Linked DNA regions of Homo sapiens: regions 2, 3, 4 and 5 are each linked to region 1. Evidence: chromatin contacts called from ENCODE Hi-C or POLR2A ChIA-PET data. All regions are on one chromosome and are shown on one strand. The core of a region is the stretch at or near the end of the contact, and the rest is flanking DNA. Distances in the headings are between cores, read along the strand shown. Region 1 holds the start of TEX48 (testis expressed 48). Region 2 overlaps TNC (tenascin C). Region 3 overlaps AKNA (AT-hook transcription factor). Region 4 has its middle 59 kb from the start of TNFSF8. Region 5 has its middle 28 kb from the start of TNFSF8.

Evidence for each region. A loop is a pair of places that touch in the nucleus more often than their neighbours do. ChIA-PET counts read pairs that join two places held with the same protein, here RNA polymerase II (POLR2A). Pooled maps may share reads with other maps.
Region 2: a loop to region 1 is called in a pooled map, with 3 times the contacts of the local background. The contact joins the enhancer-like site here to the promoter of TEX48 in region 1. A Hi-C loop is called at or near these places in 22 of 37 single-sample maps with no recorded cell type and 10 of 50 pooled maps. POLR2A ChIA-PET finds 5 or more read pairs at or near these places in 7 of 52 experiments (CD8-positive, alpha-beta memory T cell, OCI-LY7, activated CD4-positive, alpha-beta T cell and 4 more).
Region 3: a loop to region 1 is called in a pooled map, with 2.5 times the contacts of the local background. The contact joins the enhancer-like site here to the promoter of TEX48 in region 1. A Hi-C loop is called at or near these places in 7 of 50 pooled maps. POLR2A ChIA-PET finds 5 or more read pairs at or near these places in 2 of 52 experiments (T-cell and activated T-cell).
Region 4: a loop to region 1 is called in a pooled map, with 4 times the contacts of the local background. The contact joins the enhancer-like site here to the promoter of TEX48 in region 1. A Hi-C loop is called at or near these places in 1 of 168 maps with a recorded cell type or tissue (naive thymus-derived CD4-positive, alpha-beta T cell), 2 of 37 single-sample maps with no recorded cell type and 11 of 50 pooled maps. POLR2A ChIA-PET finds 5 or more read pairs at or near these places in 11 of 52 experiments (AG04449, BJ, CD8-positive, alpha-beta memory T cell and 6 more).
Region 5: a pooled map shows a loop between it and region 1 (5-fold over the local background). The contact joins the enhancer-like site here to the promoter of TEX48 in region 1. A Hi-C loop is called at or near these places in 1 of 168 maps with a recorded cell type or tissue (naive thymus-derived CD4-positive, alpha-beta T cell), 1 of 37 single-sample maps with no recorded cell type and 12 of 50 pooled maps. POLR2A ChIA-PET finds 5 or more read pairs at or near these places in 2 of 52 experiments (activated B cell and activated CD4-positive, alpha-beta T cell).

The regions. Positions count from the first base shown.
Region 1 is chr9:114,680,797-114,683,656 of GRCh38, reverse strand. TEX48 (testis expressed 48) reads left to right here and starts at 1,465. Exons shown (of 5, transcript NM_001199233.2): 1 at 1,465-1,622.
Region 2 is chr9:115,033,523-115,036,382 of GRCh38, reverse strand. TNC (tenascin C) reads left to right here. Exons shown (of 28, transcript NM_002160.4): 21 at 142-285; 22 at 1,049-1,179. Among named protein-coding and RNA genes, the nearest start is that of TNC, 83 kb to the left of the region's middle. RefSeq lists an enhancer at 1-997. Within about 2 kb of position 1,367, at least 9 of the 41 ENCODE cell types and tissues checked have a DNase peak (open chromatin) inside an H3K27ac peak, as active enhancers do.
Region 3 is chr9:114,337,751-114,340,610 of GRCh38, reverse strand. All of the region lies in intron 21 of AKNA (AT-hook transcription factor), which reads left to right. Among named protein-coding and RNA genes, the nearest start is that of ORM2, 9.3 kb to the right of the region's middle. Within about 2 kb of position 1,355, at least 5 of the 41 ENCODE cell types and tissues checked have a DNase peak (open chromatin) inside an H3K27ac peak, as active enhancers do.
Region 4 is chr9:114,988,425-114,991,284 of GRCh38, reverse strand. No RefSeq gene overlaps it. Among named protein-coding and RNA genes, the nearest start is that of TNFSF8, 59 kb to the right of the region's middle. Within about 2 kb of position 1,349, at least 2 of the 41 ENCODE cell types and tissues checked have a DNase peak (open chromatin) inside an H3K27ac peak, as active enhancers do.
Region 5 is chr9:114,957,305-114,960,164 of GRCh38, reverse strand. No RefSeq gene overlaps it. Among named protein-coding and RNA genes, the nearest start is that of TNFSF8, 28 kb to the right of the region's middle. Within about 2 kb of position 1,489, at least 12 of the 41 ENCODE cell types and tissues checked have a DNase peak (open chromatin) inside an H3K27ac peak, as active enhancers do.

The sequences.
Region 1 (2,860 bases), core at 216-2,715:
CACCTGGAAATTTTTGTAAACATACTGCTACCCAGTTTCCACACCCTACCAAAATTATAATTTATCTGGGGTTAGGCCCCAGGTATTCTTTGTTTTAAAAACACTTCAAGTGAATCTCACTTGCAGCCAAAATGGAGAACCTTCAATTACCATTTAAGAGTGTGGCTTTAATCATTCTGAGCAAACTATCGCAGGGACAGAAAACCAAACACCGCATGTTCTCACTCATAGGTGAGAATTGAACAATGAGAACACTTGGACACAGGGCGGGCAACATCGGACACAGGGCGGGGAACATCACACACCGGGGCCTGTCGTGGGGTGGGGGGAAGAGGGGAGGGATAGCATTAGGAGATATAACAAATGTAAATGATGAGTTAATGGGTGCAGCACACCTACATGGCACATATATACGTATGTAACAAACCCGCACATTGTGCACATGTACCCTAGAACTTAAAGTATAATTTAAAAAAAAAAAGAATGTGGCTTTACCTGTGAGCTTTCAAAGGCTGTTTAACTCACCATCAAATATTTATTAAAGGAATTCAGCACAGCTGTGGAGTCACATCACCCGCCCCAACCACATGAATGACCCCACAGCTGTGCTGAATTCCTTTGCTTTCTTCTGTTTCTATTGTATCCAGTGACCTCTCTGTGCATCAAATGATAGCACTGATTGAGAACATGTTAATCCAATGTGGCTTCCCCATATATGAATAGTACTTGGTTGTCCTAAATAAAGGAATGGAAAGAGTGCCCCATAAGCTGAGAGATTTTGTCAGGACTCCAATACAAAGTGATTCCTTCTTTTCTGAAAAATAAATAGGGAAGAAAATGTCACTTCATTTTTGCATATGTTATTAATAACTACCCTTTCTTAAAGTGCTTACTACATCTAGATACCATGTTAAATGTTTACCTGATTTCATTTAATACTTAAAAATGCAAACAGGACATATAATTATTATTATTCCTGGCCAGGCGAAGGCCACACCTATAATCCCAGCACTTTGGGAGGTCAAGGTGGTGGGGTGGGGGGGGGGGGGTCACTTGAAGTCAGGAGTTCGAGACCAGCATGGCCAACATGGTGAAACCCTGTCTCTACTAAAAATACAAAAATTAGCCGGACGTGATGGTGCATGCCTGTAGCCCCAGCTATTTGGGAGGCTGAGGCATGAGAATCGCTTGAACCTGGGAAGCGGAGGCTGCAGTGAGCCAAGATTGCACCACTGTGCTCCAGCCTGGGTGACAGAGTGAGATTCTGTCTCAAAAAAGAAAAAAAAATTATTATTATTCCCATATTGCAGAGGGAGAACCTGAGCGTGAAGTCACTTTGCCTAAGGTTACTACCCAGTGGGCGGACAGAGACAGAATGGCACCCAGATCTACAGCATCCAGTGTTGTACTGCCCCCTTCTGGCCATCCTCTAGGTGCTTCCTGAGGCCCCAGGACTTGTGCCCCAGTATACAGTCTGGTGGCCAGCATGGCATCGTGCTCAGCAGAACTTCTCCCTCCTCCTCGCTGTTGTGGTCCAGTCCAAACATCCCAGCCCCAACATTCCCTGGTTCCCCAGCTCTGTGACATCACAGACAGCCTTCTGTCTACTCTGCCAGCTGCAGGTGAGTGGGGCTCACAGTTTAAACCAAAGGGCGGGAGGTGATAATTTTTCTGTACTAAAAGGCACAATGTCCCCACCACTCCTGGACACCTATTCATTTTGCTCCAAGAAGCAATCCCCATCCTTCATTTGCTCTAACCTCACTGTTTCTCTCTCTCTCTGGGTCCCAGTCTCCACCTGTGCTGAATGACCTCCCCCACCCCCGCCCGCAGCGCCAGAAGCCTTCCTGTTTGACCTCATTCATCTTTCTTCTGATCAAAGTGCAATGGGGTCACTAGAGACCTGAAGTTCATACCCACTGGGGACAACCCAAGGGCCCTCTTCTTTGGTTTCTGCTTCCCTCTAGAGGGGGTCACTGGTAGTGCAAGAAGTGCCACACATCCCCTAGGCATCTCCCTACATATTCATCAGCATCAGAACCTTCATCTGTATTTATTAAGCCTTTACGACACACCAGAAAGCTGTGCTAAGCACTTTCCATCATTATTTAATCCTCAGAACTACCTTCTATTGTAGATACTATTATTCTCATCCCCATTTTACAGGTCAGAAAACAGAGATTCAAAGAGGTCATAAATTCTAAATTTCCTAGCTAACAGTAGATCTCCAAGAATTATACCCCCAGAGAATGTGCTTGTAACTGATACACTGCTCTCCCTAAGAGCCTTTTCATTTCTTGAAGAGGGTTCAAAAACTCAAAGCTCTCTGCTGTCAACACTTAGAGGAGAAAGTGGTTCTACTACCCTCTTTCTTGCAAAATTTTCTAGTAAAGATGTGGAGAGAGCATCAGCACGGGGTGTCAACAAACCTGCGCTTCAGATCGCTGCTGATAATACGGACGATCTCCACGGTTTATTTTTAATTGAAAAAAATCAAGGTGCAAAACGTGGTGTATAGTAAGCTATCATTTGCATTAAAAAGAGAGAAAAAGAGAATTTGAATAACTACATTTTCTTGTATATCCATAAGCTGCTTTGGTGGAAGATGCCTGCATTCACTACATGAAACAAAAACTGAATTTATTTCTGGTTAAACAAGGGAGAACTGTGCTTGTATGGCAAAGTCTCTGAACAAAGCTCATGGCTGATGCATAAGGGGCTTTGGGAGGTGTTGAGTTCGTGGACTGGTGGTGTTTCAGAGGCAGCAGTGTTTAGGAATGGTAGACCTTTAGCTATGAAATGTACCTACTGGCATGTGTCTGTTAGAATGGTTACCAAGGGAGTTTCATTAATAGATTAA
Region 2 (2,860 bases), core at 118-2,617, 350 kb before region 1:
CATTTCAGAAATCAGACCTGCTTTTCCGCAGGGTCACTGAAAGTTTCGATGTTCGAAGGAGGTGTGTATGTGGTTTGCCAAGCCCACTCATGGCTCAGACAGTGAGAGGTGACTGCCTTGGTATGTGTATTTCATGTTTAGTGCCAGAAATTACACGCACGGTGTCCGGGAACACAGTGGAGTATGCTCTGACCGACCTCGAGCCTGCCACGGAATACACACTGAGAATCTTTGCAGAGAAAGGGCCCCAGAAGAGCTCAACCATCACTGCCAAGTTCACAACAGGTACAAAGACACTGAGAGCTGGAAGCTCTCCCTTCTGGGGTGCCCACCCACAGCCTGCATCTTAAACAGGAACCGCTAGCCAGTTCTTCTTTCTTAAGTCAGGGCCTTGCAATGTGATTACATCAGCATCACTTAAATTCACCAGTGCCCACTCAGTCAAGGCCTGAAGAAACACACTATTTCCTTTTGAACTGAAATGACCTTGGTCTCCCCACGGGGAAGGAAAAGATTTTAAGAGGAGGGCTTTGTAAGTGGAAAAACAGTTCCCACTGGCCCTAAACCTAGTATTTAATGATCCACGTTCCAGGCAGGAAAATATTTTTGAAGAGGCATATTTTTTAGGCAATTTTTCCTAGATGTTTGTTAGGTTTCTATACATTGAGAGCTTTTTACAAACTATAGCAAGCAGGGAAACAGAGGAACCATCCTCTCTGTCAGGGTGAGTATTGATATTAGCATTCATCCATCCTCTTACTTAGAAACAAGGGGCTTGATAATGATGTTCACAGCTGTATACTTCTCTCTAAATCCAACCAAGGCCAGTTAGAAACATCCAGCCCTTAGGATGAGATAAACCATAGAGAATTTGTCTTTGGAGATCATCTGGCTCAACCACCTTATTTATACAGAGGAAGTTCTTGCCAAAGGTCACGTAGTTCAGTGGTAGGGAAAGGACTTGAACCCAGTCTTCTTGATACCCAGCCCGAATTTCTGCCCTACATTTGCTGATCTTATCCGATATTAATCATCCTGTCTTCTCCAGACCTCGATTCTCCAAGAGACTTGACTGCTACTGAGGTTCAGTCGGAAACTGCCCTCCTTACCTGGCGACCCCCCCGGGCATCAGTCACCGGTTACCTGCTGGTCTATGAATCAGTGGATGGCACAGTCAAGGTATTTTAAGTATATAACAACTCCTCAATGCTAGTTGAAGCATTTGCATGATCTTCAAAGTATGGAAGAATTACCTGATGCTGTTTTTCTACCCCAGTGCATCTGGGGAGCTGAAAAAAAAAATTAGTAGAGACTGGATGGCATGCCAGACCTTCTGAATCATACTCTCCAGCCTCTTTCATTTTAACCAGACTCCAGTTCTGATAGGCAGCCAAGATCAAGAACCACTGCTTACAAGACTTGAGGACATTTTAGGAGCTGGAATCTTGATCCTTTAATATTTTGTTGAACAAAGGCCAAAAGGTTTCTCTGCATGTTTGCCATATGTATTATCTCACAGATGGTATCTTTATATTATATATTGTAATATGTTTCACCGTGTTCTTATGATATCAACTGTTAATACCATTTTTATCCAGTGTTTATATTATTTATATTCGCTACCCAAGAATTTTCTTTCTTTTACCTTTTAATTTGAAATAACTTTAGATCTTCAAACAAGCGAAGGAGATTTCCTAAACTTTACCTTCCAAACTTGTTATTGAATTTTTCATTTTGGTTATCTCACTTTATATTTCCAAGATCTTTTGCTTGTTCTCCACACATTGATCTTTTTCTGGCATTTTGTTTGTGCTTCCTATATCATCATCTCTTTATCTCTAAGAATATGTTGCTGGTATTTTATTCTATATCCTGCACAGTGTTTGTTACAAGTTTCTTTGTTTTGCTGCTGTTGTTGAGTTTGGTTTGGTTTGGGTTTCTGTCTTTCATGTTGGAGACATCCACCCAATGTCTGTTGATCATGGTCTGTCTTTTTGTATTTGAACTAGGAATGAAAGAGCTAATAGGGAGTTAGCTCAGGCAGGGCTTGTCAACTTTGTGGCTCCCTGCAGAATGATTGGGCAAGTACCCACAGTTTTCTTGGGGGACCCCCAAATAACAGTGCCATAAAACCTGGCCTCTCACTGTGTACAAACTTTCATCTTATTATGTTTCCAGTGTAGCACCTCGGCCTCCTTGAAGGCTGAGCCTGGTGGATTTGAATCCGGACTTCCTCTCTGGCTCAACCTTTCCAGAGAGTAAACCTCAGCCTACCATCTGAATGGGAAAGGGCAGTCATTTAGACTGTTGGAGGGAATGAGGAGATCTTAGAGTCTGTTTCTTACAAAAAAGCTTCTAAACAAACCAAACCTTTGTTCAACCACACTCCACATTGGCCTTTAAAGACATCTCTGCTTTTGTACACATTCCTTTACTGAACTTGCTGGACTCTGTGACTTGCACCAAGCAGCCTCTGACTAGCTCTGCCCATGCTCCTTAGTTAACCTCAGCCTTCTTCATTCATTCCCCTCCATGGTCTCTCTACCACTCACTTTCTATCTACCAAGTTTCTGGCACACCTGTTGCTGTCTCCTCTCCCATTCCCCTCATCTTCATGGATTTATACCTTACATTCTCTTGCTCTCTTTTTAGTGGGTTTTAGAAGCAAGTAGAGATGAGTGGCTGTATCCAATCTGTCATATTTAACCAGAACTGGACACATTGCTAATAACTATCATGCCCCTTCCTGGAATTGATATAACAATGAACTATCTCACTGTGTGAGCTGAAGCAAATCCTTTATCTTCTCTGGGTGTCAGTGTTCCCATCTGTAAAATGAATGCCTTGGACTTATCCATCT
Region 3 (2,860 bases), core at 106-2,605, 340 kb after region 1:
GAAGAGTCTCAACCACGTACTTAATCCTGTGCGTGAGGATTAAGTGTGGCACGTGGCAGGAACCAAATGAGAAGTGTGTGGAGTTTGTGGTGCCATTTGGTCACGTGCTCATTGCTGAGCAAACAGTAGCTTCGCCATCACAGAGAATGTTGCTATTGCTCAGTGTTGTCACTAGTAGGAAGAAGAAGGAGTAAAAGTGGGTTCAACATGATAGGATTGTGCAGGGACAAAAGCCCAGTCCCCAGAAGTAGGAAACCTGTCTTCTTGTCTCAGCTGTCAGCAGCTACTTCTCTGCCTGCTTCCCCTGCTGTGAAATGAGTCGATTGGGACTGGATGTCTTCAGTGGCTGTGTTGCCAGAAGCCTGGGTGTGTAGGCAGTGAGGGCCTGCGTCACTGTGAGGGCTGGTGCTTGGTGGAGCAGGGACCCAAGGCGCCATCCAGCCCTGGTCCTCTATTCGGGGACCAGGCCTATAAATGTGCTTTTAAAAATTTTTTATGTATATGTGTTTTCTGAGACAGGGTCTGGCTTTGTCGCCCAGGCTGGAGTGCAGTGGCGCCATCTTGGCTCACTGCAACCCCCATCTCCAAGATTCAAGCTATTCTCATGCCTCCTCCTCTCAAGTAGCTGGGAATACAATAGTGTGCCACCACACCCGGCTAATTTTTTTGGTATTTTTGGTAGAGATGGGTTTCGCCATGTTGGCCAGGCTGGTCTTGACCTCCTGGCCTCAGGTGATCTGCCCGCATTGGCCTCCCAAAGCACTGGCATTACAAGGTGTAGCCACCGCGCCCGGTATGTAAATTTGCTTTCTTGCTGCCCTCTCAGCTGAGTCTAAGCAAGTCGCTAAGGAATCTTCCACTCCAGCAGAGATGAGAACCAATGCTGCATGCTCAGACCTCCAGCAGACACGGGGGAAAGCGCCTGCCAGTGTTCCAACTCATTGATCGGGAAAGGTTTTGCCCAGAATTTGGTGACCCCACGGTAGCCATGGAGTCTTTACTTCTCCTGAGGCCCCATTTCACATTCTTCCAGGCTCAGGCCTGTGGGCAGAACTCACCAGGTTGCTGTTTCCAACTCAGGATGGGCGGGTTATACCTATGCCTCAGTTTCCTTCTCTGCGAAATGGGTTGTGCTGAGGATTGAATGAATTAATGCATGGAAAGCCCATAGTACATAGAAGTTGCCAATAATGATGGTGCTTCTAATGCTGCTAGAATTTGCGCTGGTGACACCCTGAAATTTCTCCAGCTGCTGGTCAGCAGGACTGAACGGGCCCAGTGGTTGAGACCAGTGTAGTTTGGAAAGCGGAGTGGGCCTGTGCTGCCCCCTGCTGGGCAGCCGTCCCATAGCCCCTGCAGCCGAGACTTTCCAGCCCAGAGGGACTTTTTCAGTGTTGGCCCTAGGGAGAGTTTTGGGTAACTTTCAGGCCAAGTTGGTCATCAAATTAACAGAAGGTGGGGGTGTATGAAAACCCAGCCCAGACAGTCCCTACTTTTACAATGGTTCGATTTATGATTTTTCGACTTTACAGCGGGTTTATAGGGGCATAACCCCATCGTAATTTGAGGAGCCTCTGTAGTTACTTACACCAGACGGTCCCTAGAGGAGGGAGTGCAGGCTGCTGTTTTGGGGATGCAAGAAGCCCGTTCATACAGTTCAGATTATTTTATCAGCATCTGCTGCTTGCCAATTAGCACACATTAGATATGTGGGGAGAGTCGGGCCCAGGTGTGAACCCATGGCTGCCCCTTCCAGCTGTCTGACTCTGGGTCTTAGGAGCTCACGTTTATGGAGCACTTACCGGAGCCAGGCAGTGCCAGCTTTTTACCTGAATTTTCCATCAGCTCTAAGCTGAGAGGTTGCTAACTGTGGTCGTTTTAGGTGGGAAAACAGAGGCCTTGCAAAGTGACTTAGCTTGTCCAGAGTCCCATGAGTAGCCCAGCAGAATGACTGGGATTTGGGGCAGGGCTCCAGGGCCTGAGCTGCTAAGGCTGGTGCATTCTACTGCCTCCTGAATCACTTAGCTTCTCTGAGCTCCGCTTTGCTCATCTGTAAAATAAAGATAAAGGCACCAACTGGTACATGGGTACCAAAGATGAGGATGCCAGCCCTGGGCTAGGCACTGGGTTTAACTGTTGGAGGAACTGTCAGACTGTTTTCCACAGTGGCTCCACCATTTACATTCCCACCAGCAGTGCTGAGGATTCCAGTTTCTCCACATTCTTGTCAACACTTGTTGCTATCTGTCCTTTTTGATGTTAGAGGGTGTGCAGTGGTTTCACTTTGCATTTCCTGATGGCTAAGGATATGCATCTTTTCATGTACGTATTGTCCATTTGAATAGCTCCTTTGGAGAAATGTCTGTTTGGATCATCTGTTTCTACACACTGTATAACAATGCAAGTTAGACAGCAGGGGCTCAGGAATAAAGCCAGAGTTTACAGTGTGCCAAGCAAGATGCCAATGAATGACTCTGCTGCGTCCTCCTAAACTTATTCCTGATTTAGGTCCATGCTTCTTTATCTCCCTCCTCCACCACACACACCCTTTATTTAACAGTGCTGAGGCCACACCCCCTCTTGCCCACTGCTGGTTTCCTTGAACCCTAAACTTAGTGGCCCTGATGGATGCCATTGTCACCTCTTAGGGAAATCCGTGCTTCATCTCAATGGGCTTGTCAGCCCATTCCCACAGCACTTTAAAACAACACCTCACATTCCTATAGGACTGGGCTAGGAAGGATGCTCTTCTACCCACTTCCCAGGACATGGGGCCAGACCCTCCCACTCCTGCAGAATCCCTATTATTATTATTATTACTATTATTAATTATTAATTATTGCCTTTCTCCAGCACCCCT
Region 4 (2,860 bases), core at 100-2,599, 310 kb before region 1:
CACACACACACACGCACACAAAACATGCACGTGCACACGCCAACATCCTTGAAAATAGAAGTAGTTGTAAGATCCAGTTCTGCCCGGTGAGTTGTAGGTAATATTCAATGAGTAGAGGTCATGGTTAACTTCTCTGAAACGAAATGTCCCCTCTGGCTTTTGGTCCTGCCCTTCTTTGCACCGGAAAATAATTGTGATGGCTGGAGGAGCAGCACCCATCTTATGACCTGAGGCTGAAGGATATACTCTAGGGTTGGGGTTGGATGACTTTGTAAAAGGAGGGAGACTAAGTCCTCAATGACTTTGTAAAATTATTTACTTTTTAGTAGAGACACTGAAACTCAAGCAGCCTAATTCCAGGACCCACATTACAATTAGTTTGATGAGTGTTGGTAGCAGGAGGTTTGGGGGTCTCCTTCCATTGATACTCAGCTCAAATGGCCCTATGCAGGAAACCTTGCCTAATTCCCAGGATAAATCAGGATTCCTTCATTTTATAGGTTCATGGCTCACCATCATTTTCCCTCTGGCAAGTTACCACAGTTATTTGTGTCACTATTTGTATGATGCCTGCATCTACTACCAGACTCTAAGCCTTGCAAGATATAGATATAGATCTAAAACTAGATCCATATCTCCGTCTCCACTGATCTATCTATCTATCCCTGTCTATCTACCAACCTACCTATATAAAGCCTTTGTATTCCTGATGCCCAGCACAGTGCCTTGCATAACATAGGTCCTCCAATGTTTGCCAAGAAAATGAATGAATGAATGAATGAAAGCCATGAGTTGAAACCACATCTTCAGAATCCTCCATCATTTCTACCAAGAAAAACAAGATGTGAACAAACAAATTTAGGATTTCTCAGTTTTTTATAAGAACACAGACACCCTTGAAGATTCAAGGGCTGATTGTTCAATATGATGGCCCTTCAGGGACTTCCTCTGGGCATCGCATGGCTTCTCAGGATGCACAAAGATTACAAGGGCAGGTCTGGTTTCCTCTTTAGGAGAGATTGAGTGAAAGAAGAAGCTGGTCCTACCTGAAGTCTGGGGATCATGTGTGTGTGATTATCAAGATTCATGCTCTGTGCCACTCCCCTGAGAGACCCCCAGGCTGTCCCCCCATCACCCTAACCTCTGATCAGTCTCCAGGGTCAGTGACAGAAAGCAACAAGCCTTTCCACGGTTCTGAATTTGAGCTGCTTGTGCATTGAGCACTGTCAGAGCCACATCAAAGGCTAAGGTTGGGTTGCCAGGTCTACACTGAAAGTCCTCAGGAGCCACAGCTCGGGAGGCAGGGGCTCTGGAGGCGCCCCCAGCTCCCTGGGGGACCAGGTACTTTCCTGAAGAGAACACATCACTCAGCTCTTCCTGTGCTTTTACTGTAAACTCTTGGTTTATGATGCACCTAAGAGGAAGGACAGAGGGGAAAGAGAGAGACAGAGACAGAAAGACAGGGGAGGTTGACTTGAAAGAAGCACAGTAAACAGCAACTGATTCTTACATGTTCAGAGCTGGGAGTGGCAGTCCCCACTGAGAGGCAGAGACTGAGGCCCAGAGAGGGAAAAGTGGCTTGCTCATGCCCAGGAAGCTGAGAGAGGAGAGAGGCAAACCCAGGCCTCTTTAGCTGGTTCTCTTTCCACCACATCTACATAGTCACTCTTCCTGAGAACCCTCTAGGATCCAGAAATGAATTGAGCTCTCTTTGATAAGAGAGGACCCCAAGAAGGAGCAGGGGAACGGCAATTATAGGTACCAAGAGCCAAGTATGCTCATGGCACAATGGCGGACTCAAGTGTCATCCCTTCCAGCATGTGATAGTCACTGCATCTCAGAAAATACGTAAATGAAAAAAGCCAAGGCCTCTGCCCTCACTGAACTCCCAGTCTACTGGGAGAGTCAGACATGCGCCCAGCAACATCCAATACCTGGCAACCTTGGAGAAGGGTTAGCAGTGCACAGAGGAAGGATTTGATGGTCAAGATGGGAGAGGTGCAATGGGAATCAGCAAAGGCGTTCTGGCCTTCGGGGTGAGTATGTGTTCATTGGTGGAAGAAAGGTCACCACAAGCAGAGGGACATAGGTAGCAAAGGCCTCAAAGTGGGGAAATACGTGGTGTAATCCTGGTGAGTCACCCTGTGACTGAGGCTTAGCTTTTTCATAAGGGACAGTTGCAGAGAGCTGACTAGGAAGGTAATTTAAACCATTGATGAAAACCCCAAAGCCGGAAGCCTGGCTTTGTGAATGTCTTAGTGCCCAGTGCAGGGCTAAGCACCAGAGACCCATGCTCTGGATGAATGATAGTGGGGCCTGATCATTGCCTACCTGGGGGCTTAATGAAGTGTAAAACCATGTTCACATCTCCTACCACCTGGGAGTTTGTGCCAAAAAAAACCCTAAAGACCACTTACAAAGCAGTACCTATCAAATACTGGATATTCTGAAGCACAGAAATCCTGTGGTAGACATGAGGATGAGTGGTCAACATAACCCCATCACCCATCTAAAAGCTTTATGAAATGGCTTACAATTAATTCTTCCAGAGAATAAAGAGACAAGAGACCTGAGACACAGTGACAAGCACATGGCAAAATGGATGACAACTAAGTCTACCATCGTGCCTATGTATGTTTGGCTTTATTTATTTATTTATTTGAGACGGAGTCTCCCTCTGTTGCCCAGTCTGGAGTGCAGTGGCGTGATCTCGGCTCACTGCAACCTCCACCTCCCGGGTTCAAGTGATTCCCTTGCCTCAGACTCGGAGGAGCTGGGACTACAGGTGCCTGCACCACCTGTACCGGCTAATTTTTGTATTTTTAGTAGAGACAGGGTTTTGCCATGTTGGCCAGGCTGG
Region 5 (2,860 bases), core at 240-2,739, 280 kb before region 1:
AGAAATGTTGAAAAGTCAGTAATAGTACATAACCCATTTTTTTCCACAGAGACACGTTCTCTCAACCCCATCCAACTTTCCCAGAGTGCCTCTAAGACTCTAATAAACTAAAGATCCCGTACCTTGAAATGAAAATCATGGTTTCAATTTTAGGGTCTATCATGTGCCTAGCAACATACAAAGCTTTTATGTGTATTATTCACAATTTGCCTAAACTTTATGTTTCTGTGTTTTATCCTCCTTTTAAATACGAAGTGAGGACTCAGGTTAAACAGCTTGACCAAGGCCACACAACTAGTAAATCAGGATTAAACCCATATCTATCTGCCTGTAACATCCGTGCTCTTAACTACCCACCACACTGTCTTAGCATAGAATTGCCTCCTCTATGAAGACTTTCCACCACCCCAAATCCAAGTCAGTCACTTATTATTCTCTGCTGCTATTTGTTTACTTGTCTGTCTCTCCTGCAAGACTATGAGCTCTGGGAAAGCAAGGTTGGCTTGATTTCTTGCCTTGCTAGCACCTAGGAAAGGGCCAAACACAAAGGATATATTGAGTAGTTGTTTATTAAATCAAACAGTAATGAAAGGGGGGCAGATAAATGAATGGATGAATAGATGGGTTTCAAAGAGAAGTTACAGCAGCAAATACATAACTCTAGCACCCATAGATCAAGTATTAATTAGGGGAAAACCAAAAATATTTATCTGCAAACAATGGCACCTACATCCACTGTCTCTTACCTTTGCCATGTCTTTCATATCTCTGCCAATTTTGTATGTTTGCTACCTCCCCTTTTTTCCTTCCCTTCCTTTTCCCTCTCTCCCTTCCCTTTAAATACCTGTAATATAGAACTGAAATCATACGTGTAATATTTTCGTTTGTTGTAATTTATGATTCAGATATAAATAATGTTTCCTCATTCTTAATTTCAAAATCCAGTGCATGGAACATTTTTGTAATGTCTAAAAATAAGATCCAAAACACAAACACCCACAATTGTCTCTCCTGATTTAACAACATACAGTAAATTGATATTTTTTCTTTTTTCTTTGGTGAGTCAGTGACCGCCAAAAGAAAAAAAAAATTATCCAATCTTGTTCAATGATAGGAAGTAAGAAGATTTCAGCACCTACTAAGTGCCAGTTGTGTGTGTGTGTCTGTGTGTGTGTGTGTGTGTGTGTGTGTGTGTGTGTCGTCCATCTTCTTATTTGCATTTATAGGGAGACAACTAAGGCTCAGAGGTTATGTAACTGTCCCACTGTTACCCAGGAAGGAAGAGGAGAAAGTAGGATTCAAACTCAGGATCCATGATTAGTTCTCTCGCATGAAATTAAAGACATCATATGGTAGAACAAACAAAGAGAAAATTTGCCTAGTTGAAAACAAAAACCTAGGATTAAGGAACGCTTTTTCAAGGAGAGCACCAAGGTTACTAGAACACCGTTTTGTAATCATGGGTGTAGAGCTTGCATGCTGACATTTCCTATGATTCAGCTCTGCCGTCCTACTCGGCTCTTTACGAAATTAAACCACATTTTAGAAAAGGAAACAATATCAGACTGATAATAATTTCTGTTTAAAATCAGATAATTTAAAACAAAGGTGAAAACCAGTGGAATGACATAGATTTTTATCTCACCTGCTAGTCACAGAAATGTTGAGTGTGAAAAACTTTGAATTCCAAATTCCAAAAATAAAACTTTCTTTGCTGGCTCTGGAGGTTTCTCATATTGTTTCACAACCTACATGCCCACGCCCCCACTCTCATGGCATCTGCTTCCTCTTCCTCCCCCAGCCCATGCCATGAACCCGAAGGCATGCGACAGGGAGGGGGTCTAGGGCAGAGAAGAGCCCAGGAGCCCTTCCCTGCAAGGGCACTTCTGAAAATCCCCAAACACCACTTCACCAAAATTCTCTCAGGCTGCTCTGGGCTGAGCAAGAGTGGAAGAAACCAGGCAGGATGTCAGCCGTGCTTATGTTCTCAGAATTGCTACTTGGCCACAGTTTTCTCTGGCTTGAACCATAGCAGTGGGCAGAATGGAAAGTGTATGAAAAGAAAGTGCAACTGATGGTCTTGGAGAAGTCCTCAGAGTGAAAGCAGGAGGCGCCTGTGGGAGACTTCAGCCCTCGCTAAAGCCAAATGGGCCTAGCCAAGCTGCCTGGCCCAAGGTACCAGTTCCTACCCTCCTGTCCAGATTTTAGGGCATTCTTGGAGCATCAGTATTCTCCCCTCATACCTCATTAGCTTTCGATTGCATTTTGCACCTTCATTCTTAAGAAGTCATTTGCCTTGTTAAATGTGAGTATTCCCCAAGGCCAGTGCTAAGTCTCTGTTCTTCTGGCTGCATCTCAACAAAGTTGTAGAGTCAGAACACTATTGTGGTTGAACATGAGGCATGAGTTTAGCCAGATCTGACTTCCAGTGTGGGCCCTGCCAATTATCAGTTTTATGACCTTAAGCAAGTAATCATCTTTCTTCATGTCATTCTCTTCTTGAATTACTCTGCGAGAACAACTCTCTAACCTGTTTTCATTTCCCACCTCTAATATAGCCAACTGCCTGCTAAACATTTCCACTTGGACGTTCCTTTATTGCCTCAAGTATGACAAATGAAAACCATTATCTATTCTTCCCCATCCCCCCAAAATCTTTCATATTCTTTCTTTCTGCTAAGACAACCATCATGTTTTGTTCTATTTTGCTTTTGAGATGGGGTTTCACTCTGCTGTCCAGGCTGGAGTGCAGTGGTGTGATCACTGCTCACTGCAGCCTCCACCTCCCCAGGCTCAAGTGACTTTGCCACCTCAGCCTCCCAAGTAGCTGGGACTGCAGGCACCTGCCACCATGTCCTTA